2 separate regions of the Homo sapiens genome follow, and region 2 is linked to region 1. Evidence: read pairs that join two places in POLR2A ChIA-PET (ENCODE). Cell type or tissue: MCF 10A. All regions are shown on one strand.

Region 1 (2,500 bases):
TAGTAGACATGAAAGAAGTGAGAATGGAGGCAGGGGGATTAGACAGAAGCCTGCCGTTAATAGTTTAATAGTGATTTGAAGAAGGCAATCTCAGTAGAGACAGGGAAGAGAGAATAAACTTAAGTTGGATTTCTTCCCCTCAGGAAGCCAAACAAGACGGACACTGAAGCCGCAGCCACAACAGCTGCAGCAGAATCTCCCAAAGGTAATGACAGGTCTCTGTCCCCTCTCTGGGGCTGCTCGGACATGGGATCCCAGTAGTCAGCTCTTTTGCACTGCAACAGACACATTTCAGTCACCTGTAGAATTTGCTGGCTCTGTCTGTCCTCCTCTGTCTGTCCTTTGCTCAAAGGAGCAAAGCGAAGGGACATCAGTTGACCTGCCCCTGCATTGGAGGTGAGGGGCAAAACCAAGCCATGAATCTCCCTTAATGCTATCCATTCCTCGCAGGGCCATGAAACAACAGGACATACGTATGAACGGGTGTTACAGCAGCAAGGGTCTCAAGAGAGGAGTCCAGGCCTCATGTCGGAAGACAGCAACTTACATTATGCTGACATTCAAGTGTGCAGCCGTCCCCATGCCCGGGAAGTGAAACACGTGCATTTAGAAAACGCTACAGAGTATGCGACCCTTCGCTTCCCCCAGGCCACACCTCGCTATGACAGCAAGAACGGGACCCTGGTGTGAGCGCTTGGGAGGAAGGCCCAGTCCATCGTTAACCACTACACCTGTGGGGGAGAACCTACTGCTTTGGGGAATTGGGTGGCAACCCAGGGATGTTGTCCACGTTTTAAGCTTAAAGAACTCCAAAGCCCCTGGAATTGTGGGCGTCCCATTTTCTCCCCTGGCCTCTTACTTGCCACTGTTAGGTTGGAGTTAATAGTTGGTTTAGCTATGGGTGGATAGCTAAACTTAGCTATCCACATGAGGTTAGGTGGAGTGTGCAGGGAGGTAGGTCTTCGACCCCACCATTGTTGCTCCTGCTCTTGCAAAGTGCAGAAAGAGCAGGTAAAAAGTTAGCCCATAAGCACGTGGGCTGATCTTGTTGGACTTTAATTAATGGTATCCTTTTTCACACACCTTAAACTCCAAAGCTGAAGGGGAGGTGCTCCGGAAAAGCATTCTGAGCTTTTACATTCAGACACTAGGGCTGGCTTGGGCCATTTCCTCAGTGGCTGAGTCAGGTTCCAGACCTTAACAGACAAATGGGGGAAGGGGGCTGAGGCGTGGAGGAAACGCTTTCAGGACCTCAAGTCAGTGATAACCGACAGCACAGTGAGGCCTGGAAACTTCCCTCGGAGGGACTGTTGGCTCTCGCAGGTGCGGGGCCGCTAGGATCAATAAACGGCCTGAGAAACATGCCTGGCGCGTTTTCTGGGGCGGGGCCCCGAAGCTCCTTGCGAGGACAGCGGATCCCGCCCAGTTTTAAGGGCGGTTCGAAAGTCCAGCCAGTAGACAGGCCTTCCGGCCCCACCCCCAGGCCGCGGCTGGAGGCGGAGCTGGAGGGGGGTGGGGTTTAGGAGAAAGGGGGCGGGCTACCATTGGCAGAGGGCGCAGTTCCTGGGGCGGTGTGTCCATGCCGTGATTGGTTGTTTGTCGGATGCTCCTGGTGAGGCGGATCCGGAACGGCAGTTGGGGGGGATCTGGGTCCAGGGGGCGCGGTCTGGGCCTGCAGGAGGCGGGATCCGGCGGGCCAGAGGCGGGACCAAGGCCGGCAGGGGCTGGCTCTGGCTGGCTGGAGTCGGGCGGGGCTTGTGGCCGGCCCCCGCATCACCATGGCAGCGGGAAACCGCGGCAAAGCCAGAGCACTGGCAGGCCGAGCTCAGGAGGGCTGGGGACAGAGATGCTGAACCAGACGGACCCATCATTTAAGAGGTAGGTGCTGAAAGGTGGCGAGTAACAAAAATATTACCCAAGTTGATCATCCACATCGAAACTGGGGACACGCGGAGGTGGCGAGGATGAAGTGGGTTAGAGGAGGCTAAAATTTCAAAGACCAAACCGCCCTCAGCCTTGTACATTCTTAGTGTGCAGTTTTCTGCTTCAGACTTTCAGAGCTTAGAGAGGAGGGGTAACGCACTCCCCTTTCTCGATCTGTTCTCCGTTCTCCCCAGATACCGCTGCCTCTCTGCTGGTCCCTAAGAGGGATGATTAAAGACTGGTAGAGTACTGAAAATGAAATTGTAGCACACGCACACACAAAAGTTGGCAATAATAGTATTGGCCGGGCGCGGTGGCTCACGCCTGTAATCCCAGCACTTTGGGAGGCTGAGGCGGGCGGATCACTGAGGTCTGGAGTTCGAGACCAGCCTGGCGAACATGGTGAAACCCCGTCTCTACTAAAAATACAAAAATTAGCCAGGCATGGTGGCACGGGCCTGTAATCCCAGCTACTCAGGAGACTGAGGCAGGAGAATCGATTGAACCCGGGAGGCGGAGGTTGCAGTGAGCCGAGATCTCGCCAAAGCACTCCAGCCTGGGGGACACAGCAAGACTC
Region 2 (2,500 bases), 120 kb after region 1:
TTAATGAAGCATAATGAGCAAAGGGTCTAGTAGGAGATGAGATTGGAAAAAAACAGGGATGAGAACATAAATGACCTTATAGATTATGGTAAAGAGTTTGAATTTTATTTAAAGTACTTGAGGAAGCCATTGAGAAATTTAAGCAAAGAAGTGAAATAAAATGATTATGTTTTGAAAAGATCATTTTGGTTGCTCCATGGAAATGGATGAAACGTTTATATAGTTTATGTTTGACAAGATCCCTACTTTTTGTTACCCATAGTCCAGTGTTGTTCCCTTTATACCATATTGCTTTATGATGGCCTGTTGTGCCGCCCAAGAGAGATAGGGAAAAGGGTTTACAAGGTTTCAACTAACTCCTAAGTCAGGAAATTCTTGTGGGTGGCTGAAGCTTAGCATAAGGCAGGTGGTACTATGGATTTCCTCCTCTTGAGGGACTGTGGTGTCTAGATCAGCCTTGGTTGTAAGGGGAGGTTATGGTTTCTGTCTTTTACAAAGGAGAGAAATCTAATAGGGGTACTACCACCTCTGTTCTAGAGCTCCTAGTGAGGATAAATACAATCCTAGCCAACTCAGTTTTCGTAATGAAGGAAAGGAATTGGGAAGAACTACACACAACAAGAGTCCTTTTTAAAGTCTGCCTTGGGGGAAGATGAATCAGTTTGACCAAATTTTTCCTAGAAGTGGGCCAGTGTAAAAGGTATTCTATAATAATAACTAAATTCTGAATCTCCGTAGAATTAAAGGTCAAGATTATCTACTTGGGTCCAAAATTAAACCTAAGAGGCTGTAGGTGGGAGGAGGGAGGAAATTGAATATAAGTAAAATTAAACCTACTGAGAGAACTTTGAAGATCCTTCCTCATGTGTGACATTGCACCTTTTTCCTTCATTTCCTTTAACACGGGCCAGTTTAGAGCCTTGGCTACTGTGAAAAAGCTATGAGTCATAGAGACCACATAAGGAATGAATGATTCTAAAGATAAGATAATTGCAGTAAAGAGTTATTCGTGCTATTTTGGGGTGAAAAAATCGACTTGATTTGTCAAAACAATTATTGTTATACCTGTAAATTCTGTATAAAAGGAATTCTTTATGGTCACATAAATCCAGAACCCAAATGAAATCTATTTCACGGCTTAGGAATGGTTTTTTGGAGCTAACCAGGAGGAGGCAGCTAGTTTCCCTTTTGGAGATATAAACTGTGCTCGGCATTATCCTTATGCCACATTTCCCAATTTAAAAGTAAGGAAGATGAAAAAAATTAAGTACAACTTGGATAAAACTCTAAAAGAGAAATACATAAAGGAATATTTGCAGTAGTTAAAAAGAAAAGACCCACTCCAGATCACACACTGGTACTCTGTGTGGATTAAAATTAATAGTTGACAAAAGCTGGTATTTGTAGGTAGCACCTTAAGGGGTAGGGTTAAGGCTGTGAACCTTTCAGAATGTTTTTGGTAGTAAACCCTTAGGAGCTTGCAGTTTAGGATCACAGCGTTGATCTCCTTGGGGAACCAATGGTATGTCATCATGTATGTGATATTTATGTCTCTTACAGGGACAGGACCAGATGGTAGAATCACCAAGAAGGATATCGACTCTTTTGTGCCTAGTAAAGTTGCTCCTGTGAGTTATGTGTAGCTCTTACTTTTTTTGCAGTTTGTCTCTACAGCCTGTTAGACCATTTCATACATTATTTATGAACGAAATAGCTCAACCAAGATTGTTTTCTTCTAATTTCAGTGGTTTAATAATACAGTCATCCCTCGGTACCCATGAGAGGTTGGTTCCAGGAGCCCCCTTGTATACCAAAATTCGCAAATGCTTAAGTCTCTTATATAAAATAGTGTAGTATTTGTATATAACTTACCCACATCCTCTCAAATACTTTAAATCATCTCTAGATTACTTATAATATTAAATACAAGGTAAATACTATGTAAATAGTTGTTATATTTTATTGCTTAGGAAATAATAATAAGGACAAAAAGTCTGTACTTGTGCAGTTCAGATGCAACCATCTGTTTTTTTCTGGAATATTTTTGATTTGCCTTTGGTTGAATCCAGTGATGCAGAACTTATGGATATGGAGGGCCAAGTGTATTTAGATATTTGTGTGCTATCATTTATATACAAGATCAAAGATGATATACTACATTGACATGTATTCCACATTATGTTTTGAGCTAGTTAATCGGTTTTTGCTTTGAAATAAAAGATTTGTTCTTTTTTTCTTTTTCAAAATATTTTAAAGTACAGTTGAATGAGTTGTTTTTGGTGTTTGGTTTTTTTTGTTTGTTTGTTTTTGAGACAGTCTCACTCTGTCGCCCAGGCTGGAGTGCAGTGGCGCGATCTTGGCTCATTGCAACCTCTGCCTCCTGGATTCAGGCGATTCTCATGCCCCAGCCTCCCAGGTGGCTGGGACTACAGGTGCATGCCATCACACCTGGCTAATTTTCGTATGTTTAGTAGAGACAGGGTTTCGCCATGTTGGCCAG

What was found. ChIA-PET counts read pairs that join two places held together with the same protein. Peaks named below come from ENCODE experiments on the same cell type or tissue, not always from the same donor. Only the 100,000 strongest peaks of a DNase experiment are listed, where the experiment ranks them.
Region 2: POLR2A ChIA-PET joins it to region 1 with 5 read pairs; 8 of 35 experiments call an interaction of 5 or more read pairs at or near these places.

The regions. Positions count from the first base shown.
Region 1 is chr11:111,925,510-111,928,009 of GRCh38, forward strand. It overlaps C11orf52 (chromosome 11 open reading frame 52), which reads left to right. Exons shown (of 4, transcript NM_080659.3): 3 at 144-205; 4 at 451-1,362. The coding sequence ends at 690. HSPB2-C11orf52 (HSPB2-C11orf52 readthrough (NMD candidate)) reads left to right here. Exons shown (of 5, transcript NR_037651.1): 4 at 144-205; 5 at 451-1,362. It also overlaps a transcript of DIXDC1 not described here. Among named protein-coding and RNA genes, the nearest start is that of C11orf52, 7.8 kb to the left of the region's middle. RefSeq lists a silencer at 1,589-1,828. In MCF 10A, no CTCF peak of the experiment used is centred here; a DNase peak (open chromatin) is centred at 1,562.
Region 2 is chr11:112,041,906-112,044,405 of GRCh38, forward strand. It overlaps DLAT (dihydrolipoamide S-acetyltransferase), which reads left to right. Exons shown (of 14, transcript NM_001931.5): 8 at 1,561-1,628. Among named protein-coding and RNA genes, the nearest start is that of DLAT, 18 kb to the left of the region's middle. In MCF 10A, no CTCF peak of the experiment used is centred here; no DNase peak of the experiment used is centred here.